2 separate regions of the Homo sapiens genome follow, and region 1 is linked to region 2. Evidence: chromatin loops called from intact Hi-C (ENCODE). Cell type or tissue: tibial artery. All regions are shown on one strand. Each heading gives the region's core, and the rest is flanking DNA. Links, peaks and the distances in the headings are about the cores only.

What was found. Hi-C counts contacts between places; a loop is a spot of excess contacts. Peaks named below come from ENCODE experiments on the same cell type or tissue, not always from the same donor. Only the 100,000 strongest peaks of a DNase experiment are listed, where the experiment ranks them.
Region 1: a loop joins it to region 2, with 15 times the contacts of the local background. A loop is called at or near these places in 3 of 110 quality-filtered maps.

The regions. Positions count from the first base shown.
Region 1 is chr7:44,013,713-44,023,568 of GRCh38, reverse strand. It overlaps the pseudogene POLR2J4. Among named protein-coding and RNA genes, the nearest start is that of LINC00957, 20 kb to the left of the region's middle. RefSeq lists a silencer at 3,065-3,359. In tibial artery, for the core only: CTCF peaks have their summits at 3,187 (motif pointing left) and 4,338; DNase peaks (open chromatin) are centred at 4,248 and 4,625; H3K4me3 peaks cover 1,786 bases; H3K27ac peaks cover 2,039 bases.
Region 2 is chr7:44,561,491-44,571,346 of GRCh38, reverse strand. It overlaps DDX56 (DEAD-box helicase 56), which reads left to right. Exons shown (of 14, transcript NM_019082.4): 7 at 470-589; 8 at 1,219-1,332; 9 at 1,444-1,538; 10 at 2,144-2,217; 11 at 2,355-2,444; 12 at 3,124-3,229; 13 at 4,823-4,899; 14 at 5,268-5,543. The coding sequence ends at 5,345. Among named protein-coding and RNA genes, the nearest start is that of DDX56, 7.5 kb to the left of the region's middle. RefSeq lists enhancers at 5,184-5,683, 9,096-9,856 and a silencer at 5,537-5,748. In tibial artery, for the core only: a CTCF peak has its summit at 5,662 (motif pointing right); no DNase peak of the experiment used is centred there; H3K27ac peaks cover 293 bases.

The DNA.
Region 1 (9,856 bases), core at 1,117-9,116, 550 kb after region 2:
AACTGGAATTACAGGTGCCCATCACCACGCCTGACTAATTTTTGTATTTTTAGTAGAGATGGGGTTTCACCATGTTGGCCAGGCTGGTTTTGAACTCCTGAACTCAAGTGATCCGCCCACCTCATCCTCACAAAGTGCTGGGATTACAGGCATGAGCCACCATGCCCAGTCCCAGATGTCTTGAGGATCTGATTGGACCCCCAGGCAGATATCTGCAGCCCAGGGGGCTGGTGTTCACCACAGGGCAGGGCAGGCACCCTGGGAAGGCTTGAGTGGACCCAGCTCACCCAGTACCTGTTTCTCTCAACCTCTTAGGAAATCTGAACAGGTATGCAGCAACCACCTCCGGACAAGCCCTTTTCAAAGTATAATTTTCAAACATGTAAAAAAGATGACTCATATATATCATGAACACATATCAAAGATCTACTACGCACCAATTCAGAAAAAGAGTGGGAACTCTGATTCATGGATCATTCTGAGAAGCTGGGTACATGTATTTCATGTATTTGTAAGCATTCTTTTGTTTCGTTTTGTTTTGTTTTTGAGACGGGGTCTCGCTCTGCCACCCAGGCTGGAATGCAGTGGTGCAGTCATAGCTCACTGTAGCCTCTTCCTCCTGGGCTCAAGCAATCCTATTGCTTCAGCCTCCCAAGTAAATGGAACTACAGGCACACACTACTATGCCCTGCTGATTTTTTAAATTTTTAGTAGAGACAAGATCTTGCTATATTGCCCAGGCTAGTTTCAAACTCCTGGGCTCAGGCAATCCTCCCTCAGCCTCCCTAAGTGCTGGGACTACAGATGTGAGCCACTGTGCCTGGCCTGTAAACACTTTAAGAGAAGAATGCTAGAATAAGATTGTGATATTACATACGAAAGTGGTTAATTAATGAAGTTTTCTTTTCTTTTTTTTTTTTTTGTTTTTTGTTTTTTTTTTGAGACGGAGGCTCATTCTGTCGTCCAGGCTGGAGTACAGTGGTGCGATCTTGGCTCACTGCAACTTCTGCCTCCCGGGTTCAAGCAATTCTCCTGCCTCAGCCTCCCGAGTAGCTGGGATTACAGGTGCTCACTGCCATGCCCAGCTAATTTTTGTATTTTTAGTAGAGATGGGGTTTCACCTTGTTGGCCAGGATGGTCTCCATCTCCTGACCTCGTGATCCGCCCACCTCGGCCTCCCAAAGTGCTGAGATTACAGGTGTGAGCCACTGCGCCCGGCCATGAAGTTTTCTTTTCTACGGGATAGAAACCCACAAGCTAATAAGTAACTTCAGTGTCTGGGCTGTAACCAAACAATAAATAGCAAAGTCAACACAGGCACAATCCCCAAGATTAGGATCAGCAAACGTTTTCTGTAAAGGACCAGACATGCAGCTCTCAGTCACAACCACCATGCCATGTAGCATGAAAGCAACCACAGCCAATGTGTAACAAATTAGCATGGTATGTGTGGCCAGGGGCAGGGCTCATGCCTATAATCCCAGCACTTTGAGAGGCCAAGGCGAGAAGATTGCTTGAGGTCAGGAGTTCGAGACCAGCCTAGGCAATAAAGTTGGACCCCATCGCTACAAAAAGTAAAAAGAAAAAAACTAGCAGGGCGCCATGGTGCCTGCCTGTGGTCCCAGGTACTGGGGAGGCTGAGGCAGGAGGACTGCTTGAGCCCGGGAGCTTGAAGCTGCAGTGAGCTATGATCTCGCCACTGCACTCCAGCCTAGACAACAGAGCCGAGATCATGCCACTGCACTCCAGCCTGGGCGACAGAGCGAGATGCTATCTCAAAAAAAAAAAAAAAGTGATAAGGGTAATAATTCCCTGAGGATATAACCTCCACACTTCTGGGTCACCCTGGAAAAGCTTGGGTCAAGGATGCTACCCTTGGCTAGGAACAGTGGCTCACGCCTGTAATCCCAGTACTTTGGGAGGCTGAGTGCAGTGGCGCAATCTCAGCTCACTGCAACCTCCGCCTCCCGGGTTCAAGCGATTCTCCTGCCTCTGCCTCCCAAGTAGCTGGGATTACAGGTGCCCACCACCACGCCCGACTAATTTTTTGTATTTTTAGTAGAGATGAGGTTTCACCATGTTGGCCAGGCTGGTCTCGAACTCCTTACCTCAAGTGATCTGCCTGCCTCAGCCTCTCAAAGTGCCAAAGTGCTAGGATTACAGGCGTGAGTCACCGCACCCAGCCTACCCATATCACTTTCTGTTCCTCAGCAGTTAAAGAGGTGCCCACCCACTTCGCCTGGAAAGTCAGATTCTGTGTGGGGCTGTTGCAGAATGAGATTTCCTCCTGCCAGGGTGCAAGAACTCAAGTAGGAAATGGGCCTTCCCAGAAGGGGTAGATGCTCCAGATTTCCTCAGCACTGTAGCTGCTGCCCAGCCTTGGAGAAACAGCTGCCAAACTGTTAGGGCTCTGGTAGCTCCCCTGAGACCCCAGTCCCTGTTGCTTCAAACAGCTTAAGGAGGGCCTTTATGCTAAACTGTAGTCTGCAAAACAACCAAACCAAAAAGGGTAAGATACACTTATCCACCTGTAGGGTCCAGCCCCACAGGGTCGGTGGGTTTCTCTCCGTGTGCAGAGACGAGAGAGTGCAGAAATGAAGACACAAGACAAAGAGATAAAAGACAGCTGGGCTGGGGGGACCACTACCACCAAGATGCAGAGACCGGTAGTGGCCCTGAATGCCAGGCTGCGCTGATATTTATTGGATACAAGACAAAGGGGCAGGATAAGGAGTGAACCATCTCCAATGATAGGTAAGGCCACATGGGTCACGTTTCCACTGGACAGGGTGCCCTTCCCTGCCTGGCAGCCAAGGCAGAGAGAGAGAGGAGAAAGAGAGAGAGAGACAGCTTACACCATTATTTCTGCTTATCAGAGACTTTTAGTACTTTCACTAATTTGCTACTGCTATCTAGAAGGCAGAGCCAGGTGTACAGGATGGAACATGAAGGTGGACTAGGAGCGTGACCACTGAAGCACAGCATCACAGGGAGACGGTTAGGCCTCCGGGTAACTGTGGGCGGGCCTGTGGAGGAGCAGAGTCTTCTCTAAACTCCCCCGGGGAAAGGGAGACTCCCTTTCCCGGTCTGCTAAGTAGCGGGTGTTTTTCCTTGACACTAACGCTACCGCTAGACCACGGTCGGCTTGGCAACAGGTGTCTTCCCAGATGCTGGCGTTACTGCTAGACCAAGGAGCCCTCTGGTGGCCCTGTCCGGGCATAACAGAAAGCTCGCACTCTTTGTCTTCTGGTCACTCCTCACTGTCCCCTCAGCTCCCATCTCTGTATGGCCTGGTTTTTCCTAGGTTATGATTGTAGAGCGAGGATTATTATAATATTGGAATAAAGAATAATTACTACAAACTAATGATTAATGATTCATATATAATCATATCTAAGATCTATATCTAGTATAACTATTCTTATTTTATATATTTTATTATACTGGAACAGCTCATGCCCTCGGTCTCTTGCCTCGGCACCTGGGTGGCTTGCTGCCCACATCCACCAACTGCACTTTGGGAGGCTGAGGCTGGAGGACTGCTGGAGGCCAGGAGTTCAATACCAGCCTGGGCAACATACGGAGGCCACCCCCCCACAACCATCTCCAAAAAAAAAAAAAAAATAGCTAGGTGTGATGGCACATGCCTGCAGTCCTAACTATCGGGAGGCTGAGGCAGGAGGATCTCTGGAGCCCAGGAGTTGGAGGCTGCATGATGGCGCCACTGTACTTCAGCCTGGGCGACAGAGGGAGACACTGTCTCTAAATAATAATAATAATATATAAAAAGATATACGTAACCCTACGGGCTCCCCTCTCACTGCTGTATACACCTGCCTCCTTCTGCATCCCTCACCCAATTGTCCCTCCCGGCTAACAAGCCAGCTGCACCCCCCAGGCAGAGGTCCTGCAGCAGTCGGTATAGGCAGCCTGGGCAGGGGGCTTATCATAGATCTGCCTCTAGCCACGAGATCTTCTGCTCCCCCTACGGCTGCTAGCGGCAGCTGTCCACTACCCCTTAGCTTTATTCTCTCTATTCAGGGGCCTCCTGCTGCGCACTCCAAGGGGGTGCACGTTTCCAAAGAGAGATCAAGGGACATGGGGAAAGGAGAAAGGTACAGCTTGAGGTTCCCGCTCAGCCAGGACTAGGAGGCCTCTGTAGGGGCAGAACAGCCCTCCCGGCGCTCTGAGCATGCGCCGAAAAGCGCCCACGGGGGAAAGCCAAGCCGGGGTGCGGGTGGGGGCGGTGCGCTCGCCACTGACGCATGCACAGAGGCACTGGCCTCTCTCGGGGTTTTCTCGCGCCTGCGCAAGATCCTCCAGCCCGAAAGGGGGCGATGAGCCGATCCTTGCGCGGGTTTGCCCCGCCGGAGTAATCCGGAAGAGGCCTCTTATTAGGGCTCTGGTGGCGGCGGCGGCAGACACTTGGGGTCTGGACGCAACGGAGGCGGGAGCGTGAACGCCCCTCCAGCCTTCGAGTCGTTCTTGCTCTTCGAGGGCGAGAAGAAGTAAGTGACGCCGGCTGCGGCGGGCCGAGGTGCGCGGGCCTGCGGCTGTCGCATTCTGGGGTGTCTCCTGCCCATCTCTTGCCCCTGGAGGGAAACAGCTTTTGCTTGATCGTCCGCTCGGCCTGTGTCAGCCAAATTTAAGGCCGTTCCGCGAGGCAGTCGCGAGTGTGTCCATTTTGCAGATGAGGACACTGAGGCTTGGAGGCGAGCAAGTTGCCCCGGACACAGGAAGTGGCGGCGCTTGTATTCGAACCCAGAGTGTCTGGTTCTCCATAGCCCTTTTCCTCTGGGATCTGGCAGCTTCCTCTTTTGTCTCTCGCCCTCCACCTCCATCCTTCATCCCCTCCGATCTGTCAGCGGCCTGCGTAAAAGCCGCAGTGGCTCCTCGCTGCCTGCGGGTTGAAGGAGTCCAGGGGAGAGAGCTTGGGCTCACTCTGTATCTGTGGGCGAGTGGCTTGATATGTCGGAGCCCTGTTTCCTCATCTGGAAAATGAGTTTATTACTGTACTTAAACGTGGGATTCAGGCCGGGTGCGGTGGCTGACACCTGTAATCCCAGCACTTTGGGAGCCCGAGGCGGGCGGATCACCTGAGGTCGGGAGTTCAAGACCAGCCTGACCAACATGGAGAAACCCTGTCTCTACTAAAAATACAAAATTAGCCGGGCGTGGTGGCAGATGCCTGTAATCCCAGCTACTCAGAAGGCTGAGGCAGGAGAATCACTTAAACCTGGGAAGTGGAGGTTGAGGTGAGCGGAGATCACGCCATTGCACTCCAGCCTGAGCAACGGGAGCGAAACTCCGTTTCAAAAAACAAAAAAAGGGATCTGGCCAGGTGCGCTGGTTCACGCTTTTAATCCCGGCACTTTGGGAGGCTCAGGTGGGAGGATTGCTTGAGCACAGGAGTTCCAGGCTGCAGTGAGCTTTGATCGCATCACTGCACTCCAGCCTGGGCGACTGAGCGCAATCCTGTCTCAAAATAAAAAGAATTGGATGAGGTAATTTGTGTAAAACTCTTGGTCCAAAGCTCAGCACCTGGAAAACCTCATAACCATTGGCTCTTATTGTTCCCAGGTTGGCATGCAGAGGTCTTGGTCTGGCCCTTGCCAGCCACTTCGGCCTCCTTTAGAGCAGACTCTCAACTGGGGACCATTTGGTCCACAAGGGACATGTGGCAATAACTGAGAACATTATTGGTTGTCAAAGGGGGTTATGACTGGAATCTACTGGATAGAGGTCAGGGATGCTGCTGATGTCCTACAATGTCCACAAGACAGCACCCCACAGGAAAGAATGATGCACCCTAAAATGTGTGTGGTGTCAGCCTGGAGAAACCACCTTAGAAAAAAGGATATTCAACTTGATACCTCTCACCTGTGTGAGATTTTACTGTCAGCATAGTTGCCCTCAAATTGAGTGTGCATTAGAATCACCTGAAGGGCTTCTTAAACCATAGATCCCTGCGCCCCACCTCCAGAGTTCTGGGTCCAGTAAGTGGGAGGTGGGAGACTCTAACAAGTTCCCAGGGGATTCTGATGCTGCTTATCTGGGAACTGCACTCTGAAAACCCCTTGTCTTGGAAAATCCAATGGAAGTTTCCTGTCTTTGTCCATCTAAGCGTTCACTAAAATCATAGTAAATGCCAGAGCATGACTTGTTTTGGGGAATGGATGGAAGGACTGCACACTCCAGCCAGGGGGATGGTTGCTTTCGGAACTCACAGGGTCAGGACCAGCCTCACCGTGTAACTTCAGGGCCTCTCTTCTTCACCTTTTGGTTGCTTCATTATGTTGGCATAAGAAAAAAGGAACAGGCCAGGCATGATGACGTGTGCCTGTGGTCCCAGCTACTCAGGAGGCTAAGGCGGGAGGATCACTTTAGCCGAGGAGTTGGAGGCTTCAGTGGGCTATGATCACACCACTGCACTCCAGCCTGGGCAGCAGGAGAGATCATTTGAGGCGAGGAGTTCAGGACCAGCGAGGACAACAAGGCAAAACCCCATCTCTACCGGAAAAAAAAAAGGAGGAATTCAGAAAAGGCCAAGGTTCCATAGACCTGGGGTAGCAGGAAGTAGGGGACCGGGTTGGCGAGGCCTTTATGGGATGAAGAGATTGAGAAAGGCCTTCAGGAAGAGGCAGAGCTTATTTTTCCTTTTTATTTTTATATTTTTGATACAGAGTTCCACTCTGTTGCCCAGGCTGGAGTGCAGTGGCATGATCTCGGCTCACTGCAACTCCACCTCCCAGGTTCAAGTGATTCTCCTGCCTCAGTCTCCCAAGTAGCTAGGACTACAGGCATGGATCACCACACTCAGCTAATTTTTTTTTTTCTTTGTATTTTTAGTACAGACAGGGTTTTGCCATGTTGGGCAGGCTGGTCTTGAACTTCTGACCTCAGGTCATCCATCCACCTCAGCCTCCCAAAGTGTTGGGATTACAGGCACGAGCCACCACACCTGGCCGGGAGGAGACAGGGTTTAGACTCAGGGTGGGAGGAGGGGAGCCCCTGCTCCTCATCTGTGGCCTCTGTGTCTTCCTAGGATCACCATTAACAAGGACACCAAGGTACCCAATGCCTGTTTATTCACCATCAACAAAGAAGACCACACACTGGGAAACATCATTAAATCGTAAGTTTCCCGTCACAGGCTCTCAGGGGCTGTGTTTAATGGGCCCCTCTGGGCAAAGCACAAGTTCCAAGTCTTCCTCAGTCTCTCTGAGCTACAGGAAGTCCTTCTGGGGGCTTGCTCTGGGCATTTTATAACCTTGGTACCTTTTTATCAAAATGACACCGACCTCCATGTCTTCACATAAGCCACGCTTCTGTAGTGGCTTATTCTGTAGATGAACACGTGCATTTACATTCACTGTTTTTTTGTTTGTTTGTTTTTGAGATGGAATTTTCTCTCTTTGTTGCCCAGGCTGGAGTGCAATGGCACGATCTTGCTCACTGCAACCTCCGCCTCCCGGGTTCAAGTGATTCTCCTGCTTCAGCCTTCCTAGTAGCTGGGACTACAGGCCCACGCCACGATGCCCGGCTAATTTTTGTGTTTTTAGTAGAGACGGGGATTCACTGTGTTGGCCAGGCTGGTCTCGAACTCCTGACCTCAGGTGATCCACCTGCCGGCTTCCCAAAGTGCTGGGATTACAGACGTGAGCTACTGTGCCCGGCCTTACATTCACCATTAAGTGCACATTCTGTAAATGAACGAGCAGCAGATTCCAGCACAGTAGGCCTGTGTGTTATTCATGCTGAGGGACATTGAAAAGCAGTCAAGATTAGCTCCCCTCATGCCACCCGTTTGTGACCTCAGTGCCACCTGGGCCTCTAAGATGTATGTGGCAGAGACTAGAACTTCTATTTAACAAGAGAAAGAAGTAGGAGTTCTGTGGCTATCCAGTGCCCCTAATGGGCGCCCTGCATTGGTTGGTGGGTGTTTGTTTATACCAGTGAGGTCCTAGCCAGGTGGTTGGTCAGGGATGTGTCTGCCATTCTGGCCTAGGGACTTGTCATTTTACTGTAGACTTGGCTCTTCCCTCTGGTGCCACCAGCGAAGCCAGGCTTTTCCCCGTCTGTGAGTGGGGTCTGCCCAGTCTCCTGGTGTGGTCAGGCACGGGGATGGAGGACTCCTGCCCGGAGCCCAGCCAGTGGGGCACCCAAGCTCTCCTGGGGCCCTGCTGCTCCCCTGCTCTTGAGCTCAGTGTTGCCACCTATGCACGGGTCCCCCTTGTGGTGCTCACACCACTCTGAGCCGCTCTAGAGGAGACCCCTGCATGCCCAGGGCACAGTACACGACGCAGCCCCATGGCACAAGGCCCAGTGTGCGTGGCCAGCCGCTGGCGGCTGTGCTGCTCGGAGGGCAGAGTTCCATTTGCATTCCACTCACTGCCGGGAGCTGGCCCTCCTCTCCTGCTGCCTTTATTTGCTGCGTGGAGGCTCTTTGTGGGCTTTTTGGGTCTGAGTCACTGAACACTGGCTGGACATTCACTGCCTGGGAGATCTCTTTGCCAGCACTGCGGTGCCCGGTGGGAAGAGGTTGCTGGAATCTGTTTCCAGCTCGGGTCCTTCAACCTCATGGATGCAGGGTGTGTGTGTGTGGCGGGGGTAGGGTGTCCCCACATGAGGTATCTTCCTAAAAGTGTTACTTTCCTTGAAGACTTTTGGGAAAAAAAGTTGGGGGGGATTTTTGGCTAGAAAGTCTGTTCTTCTGCTCTGATCTGGCTGCTACCCAGCTTGGGCATGAGGCTAGACCCTCACACTGTCTGTCCCTGGACCTCAGACAGTGTGACCTAAAGGACCCGCAAGTGCTATTTGCTGGCTACAAAGTCCCCCACCCCTTGGAGCACAAGATCATCATCCGAGTGCAGACCACGCCGGACTACAGCCCCCAGGAAGCCTTTACCAACGCCATCACCGACCTCATCAGTGAGCTGTCCCTGCTGGAGGAGCGCTTCCGGGTGAGGGCGGGGCCTGGAGGGGCAGACGGGGTGGGCTGGACACTGGCCCGTGTGCCCAGGCCTGGGACAGCCCTGGCCTGTTTCTTCGGAGGTCCTGGGGGAGAGGCGGCGGTGATGGAAGAGCAGGGACTTCCACCACAGGCTCCAGGACATGTGGACTGAGGGGCTGTGGAGTCTGGGCCTGTGGCTCCCGTCTGCCCCATGGGACTTCTGTAGTGCTGCAGGGTCCCTCGGGTGCTGTGGGCCAGATCAGGGCGGGGACCTACTGTCCTTTGGGGGTGCTCTTCTATGTCCCTTGTCGGTGATTGGCAAGGCCTGGTCCTTCCAGGCCTCTGGGAGGCAGCTCACACCAGGGTGGCCCACACCTGTTCCTGGCAGGGCGCCTGGGAATCTAGAACAGTTTAGAGGGGAAAGAGCCACAGCAAAGAAAAGCCGAGGCAGGGTGATCACGAGGTCAGGAGTTCAAGACCAGCCTAGCAAACATGGTGAAGCCCTGTCTCTACTAAAAATACAAAAATTAGCTAGGCATGGTGTCATGTGCTGTAGTCCCAGCTACTCAGGAGGCTGAGGCAGGAGAATCGCTTGAACCCGGGAGGCGGAGGTTGCGGTGAGCCGAGATTGTGCCACTGCACTCCAGCCTAGGTAACAGAGCAGGACTCCATCTCAGTCAATCAATCAATCAATCAATCTCAGCGGTTGAACTACCCTTGACATGGTTCAGCTCTGTATCCACACCCAAATCTCATGTCAAATTGTAATTCCCAGTGTTGTGGGAGGGACCTGGTGGGAGGTGATTGGCTCATGGGGGCCGACTTCCCCCTTGCTGTTCTCGTGATATTGAGTGAGCGCTTGTGGGATCTGGTTGTTTAAAAGCTTGCAGCCCTCCCACTTCA
Region 2 (9,856 bases), core at 1,302-9,301:
ATCATGGCCGGGCACCATGGCTTATGCCTGCTGTAATCTCAGCACTTTGGGAGGCCGAGGTGGGCGGATCGCCTGAGGTCGGGAGTTCAAGACCAGCCTGGCCAGCATGGTGAAACCCCGTCTCTACTAAAAATACAAAAATTAGCTGGACATGGTGGCAGGCACCTGTAATCCCAGCTACTCAGGAAGCTGAGATAGGAGAATTGCTTGAGCCCGGGAGGTGGAGGTTGCAGTGAGCCAAGATCGTGCCATTGCACTCCAGCCTGGGCAACAGGAGTGAAACTCTGTCTCAAAAAAACAAAACCCTATAATTATTTCCAGCTGAGGAAACTGAGGCACAATGATTAAGTAGGGAAAGAGATTAAGAAGAGGAAAAAGGAAAGGGTGATGGTTACTGTGATACTAGGGATGGCAGAGGGGCCTTGAGCTTGCTCTGCTGAGCTGATTCTCTGTCCGCTCTTGGCTGCAGGTGCCACATCATCTCACAGTTCAACCAAGGCTTCTACGACTGTGTCATAGCAACTGATGCTGAAGTCCTGGGGGCCCCAGTCAAGGGCAAGCGTCGGGGCCGAGGGCCCAAAGGGGACAAGTGAGTCCATGCCTCTTTTTCCATCCCTCCCCAGAAATGCCTGTGTTTTTAGCTTTTTGGAAGACTAAAACCAGAGTGCACAGAGCAGGGAGCCAAACCTTCCAGGCCTGGCTGGTAGTGTAGCCCAGAGAGCCCCACAGGTTCTTGCTCAGCTGCCTGGATATAGAGAAGGGAGTGGATGGTGCACACTGCACATGCACCACGAAGGGCAAAACTGCCGGGGTTGTTGGCATGCAGAGCCCTGCAGGGGAGATGGCCCATCCTGCATTGGTGGTATGGCTGTGACTTGCAGGGAGCATATTTCTGAAGGGAAAAGGAACCCCCCAACTCTCCAGTCTCTGTCCAGCTGAAGGCTTGACTAGCTCAGAGTTGGTTTTCAGATCACCATGTAGGGCAATGAGTTCTGCTGTTGTCCCAGAACAGAGGTCAGGCCGAGATTTGGGTACATGTCAAAGCTCCAGGCTGCCCCAGGAAACCCTGACTCCTGGAACGGTTCCATTGTTGGAGAGTCCTCTGTATGTCAGGGTCTTATGATCTACAGGCATTTAGAGGAAGTTTTGCTGATTCAGCGTGTGAATACGTGCCCAGAGGAGAGGAAGGGTCCGGCTGACATTGAGTTATCTCTGCAGGGCCTCTGATCCGGAAGCAGGTGTGGCCCGGGGCATAGACTTCCACCATGTGTCTGCTGTGCTCAACTTTGATCTTCCCCCAACCCCTGAGGCCTACATCCATCGAGCTGGCAGGTAGTAGTGTGACGGCCCAGGCATCTGCATGGTAGGCACACTGAGGGACTTGGGGTGTGCTGGACAGAGCCTGCGGGTTGGAGATGCAAGCTGCACTGTCTTCCCTTGCAGGACAGCACGCGCTAACAACCCAGGCATAGTCTTAACCTTTGTGCTTCCCACGGAGCAGTTCCACTTAGGCAAGATTGAGGAGCTTCTCAGTGGAGGTAAGAGCCTGGCTCTTGTGGTCCTGGGCCAGGGTCAGGCTTCTTCCACAATGCTTTAAAACTCCATGATAATGATGACAGAGGTCACAACATAGTGTGACAGGCCACTTCCACCATCCATCCTTGTTCTGCCCTGAGTGGCAGGCACTGTCCCCCTTGAGAGATAAACAAATTGAGGTAATTTGTCCAAAGTTGTGTTTACTGTCTGCCTCATGAGCGTTGAGTGACCTGACAGGCTGCTGTGACAGCTCAGGACAGCACCTGACCCCAGGGTGCTGGGTGGTCCTGGACTGCTCTCTGTGGCCGTCGTCATGGGGGTACCTTGACTCCCAAGGAATACCATGGGGTACTCCTTGGGAGAGGAGAAGAGAGTGGGTGACGGGTTCTTGGGCTTGGGGCCACACAGGCCACCCCCATCCACACACGGGGACAGATGGGTCATCACTGTAAGAGGCCCAGGTGCAGCTAACCTGCATGTTCGGCATCCCAGGAAGGCGGTGGGTCCCCTGCTGCTTTCCCCCAAGGGGGAGGTGCAGGAGGCCTCCAATGAAGACCCTATCCTAAGGCCTCAGCCTGTGGGACCCTCGCTGCTTTCTTCTCCACAGAGAACAGGGGCCCCATTCTGCTCCCCTACCAGTTCCGGATGGAGGAGATCGAGGGCTTCCGCTATCGCTGCAGGGTGAGCTGCTGTGGTGGGGAGGGGAATGAGAGGGGAGGGGCTGTGGCCCAGGGATTGCACCGTCTTGCTGAGCATCCAGGTGTGAAGGGAGGATTTGGGGCAGCCTCACTGTCTTGACCTTCAGTGTCCACCCCCAGGATGCCATGCGCTCAGTGACTAAGCAGGCCATTCGGGAGGCAAGATTGAAGGAGATCAAGGAAGAGCTTCTGCATTCTGAGAAGCTTAAGGTGAGTGGATGGGAGGTGAGAAGGGGATAGATCTTAGACGGCTGCCCTTTTTGGAGACTGGCTGAGCTCCGAGTGGTGAGAAGCAGAGAACTGGGCAGTTTTCTGGCCTTTGGCACGGAAGGGGAGGAAATGGACCCAGAATCATGGAAGGAAGCCAGTCTGTTCTGCTTGGTGGTAAATTGGCACAACCTTATGGTGGACACTGTCCAGCAGAATTACGAGCTCATGTGTCCTTTCATCCGAAATTCCACTTCTGGAACTTAATCCTGGTCACGCTTGTGAATGTGCACAGTCAAGCATGTGCCTGCATTCATCCATCCATGGCATTATCATGGAACCAAAAGATGGAAACAGCCTGGGGCCACCATAGGGGGCTTGCTAGGTAAACTCAGGTGCATTCAGAGCCGAAGGTTACATGGGAAGGAATGAGGTTGGTTGCGTGTCCATATGGAACAGTCTGTAAGATGATGCCCAGCAAAAAGGGGTACAGGGTACTGCCATGTGTGTCATGGAGAAGGGAAAATGGAAACATCCACTCCCGGGAGGTTCTGAGAAATGCACAGAAGCAGCTGCCTCATGCCTTTTGAAACACATGAGTGTGTTATCCTTTGAAAAGCTAGGTCTGTGAAGTCACAGAAGAAAGATGCTCACTCTGTGGCTCTCCCTCTTCCCCCGGCAGACATACTTTGAAGACAACCCTAGGGACCTCCAGCTGCTGCGGCATGACCTACCTTTGCACCCCGCAGTGGTGAAGCCCCACCTGGGCCATGTTCCTGACTACCTGGGTGAGTGTGGCCTGACAGGGCAGGAGGCAGCAGGCTGGGGAAGTGGCATTAATTTCTCCACTGCTGGGTCAGCCCCTGTGCTTGGTGCTGGGGATGCTCAGGCAGAATAGAACCTGGAGACCCTGGCAGCACGCGGGCATGTAAACAGGCACACCCCTGTGTTTCTAAACTTGTTTGCTTGGTCCCACGGGTTAGCTGTTGCTGTCTCCATTTTAGAGATGAGGAAATTGAGGTAGTGCAGGGTGGGTGGCAGACCCAGCATTTCAGGCCAGGTCGTCTCCAGAGCTGGGCCAAATGGCCATCCATGGGTCGAAGGGAGTGAACAGGTTTGGGAGAGAGTCACGGGCAGGAGGCAGAGAGAGCCACCTGTGCTGCAAAAGACTCAAGATTAGCAGCTGCTGAAGAGGCATCTGTGGAGTCTCTGGGTAAGAACAGTCAGCAGGGAGACAGACTCTGTAAGGCCTAAACCGACAAGGTAGCAAGAGAAGAGCCAGTGGTGGTGCGAGGGATGCAGGGGTTGGCAGGCATGAGGTCAGGACCCTGGGATTGGTTTCTGTAGTGCAGCCCAGGCTAGAGCTTTATGTGGCCATTAATACTGGGCACCTCTCCTCATCTTTGGCAGGCTCTGGGTAATGACTTCTTTCAGTGTCTCATAGGAGGTGTTTTTGGTAATGAGTATGTGTGACTTTTATGCCTAAAATGGATTGAAGGAGGAGAGTGGTGGAGAGGAGGCTGTGGGCAGCAAGTGCAGGACCCTTCCCAATGCCACAGGGTCTGCTCAGCCTGGACCTGCAGCCACCCAGCGGGTGTGGTGTTGCTGCTATGGAGGTGACAAAGGGTGGAGATGGAATGTTCCAGGGCAGGAAAAGCCTGGGCACTGGGAAAGGAAGGATCCAGAAGAGATGGGAACATGAAAATGCCAGAGAGAGCGGTGGGGGCCGGGTTCCCATGGGACAGTGAGCTGGAGGAGACCCCAGTCCAGGTCCTGGCCTGAGATGTGAGGAGGGGAGTTGGGAGGGTGGGTAGGGAGGGAGAAGGTAAGGCTAGAACTTTGGCCTCAGGAACCCAGTCTGCTCGTATAGCGGAGTCATTTGCCAAGGTGTGGCCAGGAGGTTTAGAAGGGCCAGGAGAAGGTGGAAAGGTGTCAGGATGTGGGATGTTTGACATTTGAAGGGGAGGGCCCAGGTGTGGTTGGCCTGGGGGAGTCCATGGGGTGGGCGAGGTGAAGATAGAGCCAAGATCAGGTGCAGCTGGGATGCGGGGCCCCCTGTATCGGTAGTAATGGGCCACAGGTGAAGAAACTACCTGTTGACTTTTATTTCAGCTGCATTTTCTTTCTTTAAGGATGTCTGTCTTTTTCTTTCTTGTTACATGTTTGTTGTAACAAATCTAAACAATATAGGAGAGTGATTTAAATAGTGGAAGTCTAAGGTGCTCACATTCTCCTGGCCCTGTGCAGATGTGGTAGTGAATAGATGTATGTCATAGGCTGCCAGTTGGGTCAGAATTGGAGAATTTGCTGCAGAATCAGCGGGAGGGCAGGGATGGGAGCAGTAGCGGTGAGCCCACTGCTCAGGCAAGCATCTCTTCCAGTTCCTCCTGCTCTCCGTGGCCTGGTGCGCCCTCACAAGAAGCGGAAGAAGCTGTCTTCCTCTTGTAGGAAGGCCAAGGTACGGCTCCTGGGGACTGCGGACAGCCCCAGGACTCCTCCCAACCTGCTCTTTTGTCATCACCAGAATGTGGAGGCGCCTTGCCCTAGGGAGGGGAAGAGAGGGTGCCCTAGGGAGGGGAAGAGGGGGCACCCTAGAACCGGGCCCCAAAAATCTGGTGTGGGATAGGGGTACTTTTGCAGCCGCCTGCAGGCCCTGCTTTTCTTTCCCCAGCTGCCTTTCCCCATTTCCTTATCTGCAGCACCTTCTGGTCGTGTTGGCCAGTTGCCGGCACGGCTCCCTTTGTGTCTTTCTCAGTTGGGTGGGTGGGTGGGTGGATTGTCTGTCGGCCTGATTCCCCCAACTAACCTGTGACTTTGCCTCCTTAGAGAGCAAAGTCCCAGAACCCACTGCGCAGCTTCAAGCACAAAGGAAAGAAATTCAGACCCACAGCCAAGCCCTCCTGAGGTTGTTGGGCCTCTCTGGAGCTGAGCACATTGTGGAGCACAGGCTTACACCCTTCGTGGACAGGCGAGGCTCTGGTGCTTACTGCACAGCCTGAACAGACAGTTCTGGGGCCGGCAGTGCTGGGCCCTTTAGCTCCTTGGCACTTCCAAGCTGGCATCTTGCCCCTTGACAACAGAATAAAAATTTTAGCTGCCCCAGTTTGTGCCTCCAGCATATGAAAAGGACTATTTGAATCCCCAAAACATCAGGAGTCGGGAAACTTCGGAAGACAGCTGTGCCTGGCTCTGTGGCTGCATGCAGTGCTTCACTTGGCCAGCAGAGGTCAGCTGTGCCGAGCTGCCCCAGCCATGAGAAGAGAAGCCTGCCCTTGCTGGCAGGTGGCTATGGCCGGCCCAGAGCCTTCCTGCCCAGCTCCTGCAGCCCTGCTGCCTGGGATCAGGCTGGGAGATGGGCCTTCCTGACCGCCAGCCTTCCTCTCCCCGAGCACACGCACATGTAGATTCGGGGGGAAGCTGCCTGCTCTTCCTTAGAGGAGCCGGGGCAGCTATCTGCTGGTCCCTTTCTGAACAACTGTTGATGTGTGAGCTGTGTCTGTGTGTTATGTGCATAAGCGGTGGTGTGACATACACACATGTGTACTGTCCCTTATGCCCTGGCCTGAGCTCTCCAGCTGCCTTCTCAGCCTGAAGGCTGGGCTTCTCTGCTGGCTTGGGGTCCTAGATTGCATGTCACCTGCTTACCAGGCGTCACAAGGCCATGCTGGGGGCATGAGGAGGTTGGGGCAGCAGGAGAGTGGGGAGAAACTAGGAGAGTGCCTGAGTATTTTAGAAAGAACCAAGTTTTTTCTCGGCAAAAGCTTATACAGAGACGAAGGAGTCTGTGTCTTTGGTCATGGTAGGACTGAAGCTAGCAGGACCCGAGATTTGGGGCCTCCATGATCCCTGCTCCTCTTCTGTTAACACCCAAGGATTTCCACGAAGCCAGTGTGTATGATGGGGGCAGGACAGTGGTACTTTCTGGGCAGGTGTGAACTAGAGCTGCTAAGGAGCTGCAGACGATATTCTTGCAGTTTGGTGGTTAGCAGTATTCAGAAGGACAAAGAGTTAATGGAACTGGAGATAAAGAGCAACCATTTGAGCATCTGCTGGGAGACATCTGTCAACTGCACAGACCCTATCAGTGGGCATCGCTGCCACCTCTTGGAAGACAAGACAGGGCAGAGAGTGCCTGCAGTGCTGAGGCCTGGTCCTTGCCCTAGGTTGGCCTTCCCACCTGGCTTCATGGAGTGCTGAGGCTGGTCCTGGGGACAGTGAGTGCTCTGGATGTTTTAGCCAAGCTGTGTTCTAAAGTGATGCACAGTCTGTCTCCACTATGTTTATCTCTCTGACCCTGTCACTTCCAAGCACACCCTACCAAGAGCTTGTATCCCAGAGCCACCCTGATGGAGAGGAGATTGGTTTCCCCAGTGATTTCCTTCTTTGGGGGGTGGGGTAGAGGAACATGGAGCCAGCCTTATGCTGTATTCGTGCCTGGGGATAGCAGGGTCTGGGCCCGGAGCAGAGGAGCTTGGGTAAAGATATGGAGGCTGTTTGTTCAAAGTGTACATTCCTTCCTCCTAACGGCATCCCTGGGGGAAGCTATTTCTATGTTTTAGGTGGGGAAGATGAGGCTTAGAAGTTGCCTGGTGAATGAGGTTCTTTGCAAGATTTGGGTTCTGGCCTGTCCACCCTGGTGGAGTAGCTGGTACCACGGGGGCTTTTGCTGTGGGGTTAGGCACCATGTGGGCGCTCTGGGGCCAGGGCATTGGAAAGAATGGGAGGATTGCTTGAGCCCAGAAGTTCGAGGCTGTATGATCACGCAACTGCACTCCATCCTGGGCAACATACTGAGACACTCTCTCTCTTTTTTTTTGAGACAGAGTCTCACTTTGTTGCCCAGGCTGGAGTGTGGTGGTGCAATCTCAGCTCACTGCAACCTCTGCCTCCTGGGTTCAAGCAATTCTTCCCGCCTCAACCTCCTGAGTAGCTGGGATTACAGGTGGCCGCCACCACGCCTGGCTAAGTTTTTTATATTTTTAGTAGAGACAGAGTTTCACCATGTTGGTCAGGCTGGTCTTGAACTTCTGACCTCAGGTGATCCACCCACCTCGGCCTCCCAAAGTGCTGGGATTACAGGCGTGAGCCACCATGCCTGGCCGTGAGACTCTATCTTTAAAAAATAAAGAACAGGAAGGTCCATCTTCGTGTCCTGAGACTACAGAGAGAAAGTAAGTATAAATGGCTCGTTCAACACCCCACCTGGGAGGCAGGTACCATGTGCCCATTTACGTGTGAACAAACAGGCACTCAGGGTTGGCCTCTTGGACTTAGTCTGGCCAAAGCCTGTGCCCTTTGCACAAATGTGCAAATCAGGACTGGGGCAGGCCTTGGATGAGGGTATGTGTGCTATGGGCAAATGAACCTAGGGCTGTCCAGGGCCAAACAGCACAGAGGGCATGTGGGCCTGGAAGGGAGGAAGGAGGTGTGGCACATGCTGCGTGGAAGCCTAAGGCTTCACTAAACAGCAGAGAAGCTTGGATGGTTTTCAGGCTGGTGACGCCCTGGGCTGAAGCAGGAAGGTCAGGAGAATGCAGTGGCCTCTCCACTCTGGGCTGGCACAGTTTTGCCCACATGTATACCTGAATGGGTGCCTGGCTGTGTGGACTGTGCTATGGTCTGGAATCAGATGGACAAGGCACAGTCTATGAGGCAAGGAGCAGAGATGGTCAGCCAATGCAGACTGCTCAATAGTCATGTTGGGAGTTCAGGGTACTGGAGGGCTATAAGGGGCCCTCACCCAGTTGGAGAGAATGCTGCCTTCCTTGAGAAAGTGAGGTTTATGCTGAGATGGGAAGGGTGGGAGGGAACAGCAATCCTAGCAGGGGAGACAGCATGTGCAAATTCCCTGGGGTGGGAGGGATCCCTGCACATTTGAGGGTGAAAAGACCAGAGGGTTGTTACCAAAATATGCAATGGGGGCTGAAAATTTGATTTTTTAAAAAAATGTAATAGTCACATATTAAAAATTCAAAGGATACAGAAGATGGAGGGTTTTTGAAAACAAGGGCATTCTTTTTTTTTTTCTTTCTTTTTTTTTTTTTTTTTTTTGAGATGGAGTCTTGTTCTGTCACCCAGGCTAGAGTGCAGTGGCGCCATCTCGGCCCAGTACAACCTCCGCCTCCTGGGTTCAAGCGATTCTCCCGCCTCAGCCTCCTGAGTAGCTGGGATTACAGGCACCCACCATCATGCCTGGCTAATTTTTGTATCTTTGTGGAGATGGGATTTCACCATGTTGGCCAGGATGAACTCCTGACCTCGGGTAATCCACCCGCCTCGGCCTCCCAAAGTTCTGGGATTACAGGCGTGAGCCACCACACCCGGCCAACAGCATTCTGATGATATAGCTGGTGATAGCAGATGGGAGGACAGTGGTGTGCCCAGAAACCTCTGGACCTGGAGCACAAAAGGCTCAGGGTGCATTCCCAGCCCAGCGGATTCTCTGCCTGCATCTGCTAAGGATGAATGACTCAGCTTTGGGGGAATTAGTTGTGAGACTTTGGACTTCAGGGGCGGGGCCCCAAGAGGCAATGGTGATAAAGTTGAATTTGAGCAGGGAAGGTGCCCCGTCAGCTGTCATCCTTTTCCCCAGGAACATCATTATGTAAGACTCCTGCCTTGTGGAACAGGCTGTGAGTTGCTGCTCTTCCATTCCTCACAGCCATGTTTACAAGGGTAAGGAAGGGAAGGAGTGGTTCATCATTGCAGAGAGGAAGGTGCCTTGGCCAAGCAGACCTGCTCTGTGCCAGGCATGACACTGGGCAAATGCACAGTATTTAGTTTATTTATCCTGAAATGCTTTCAGAACTCAATGCATCCAGTGTCTTGTTATCCCTCCAGCCTATCCGCAAACCTGCTGAGATGCAGTAGGTTTGGCGTAGAATGCACTGAGGGTATCTGTGGCAACAGTGGGCTAAAGAACAAGGCACATCAAGGGGGTCTTCCGACGAACACCCCAAGGGTTGCCTCCACCACGCAGCATCCTGCTGTGGCTCGCCTCAATGTCCCAGGTGCTCTGTGGGCACAGTGGCCAGGTCAGACCATGATGGCCACTTTCTGACTGTATGGTCTCATACAGGGAAGGCATGTCACTTTTCTTGGCCTTCTCTAGGTTCTCACCTGTAAGTGGGGGTAAAATGTCCCCTCCAAGGGTTCCTGTAGGGGCCGAAGTGGCTCAGGCACCTGGCACGCCTGTTGCAGCCCAGCTCTGTGCTAGCACCTCCCAATGCCTGTTGAATCCACCATTGCCTTCTGGGACGTGTCTCCATACTTCCACGAGAATACGTCTAGGGCACAGCCTGGGGTTCTGCATTTGAGTTCTCACCTCCGTCCCAGGTGAGCCCAAAGGTGCTGGTCTCTAGTCCACATTTGAGAGGCAAGGCTTTAATATCCACCACACACATTTATTTTGCAGA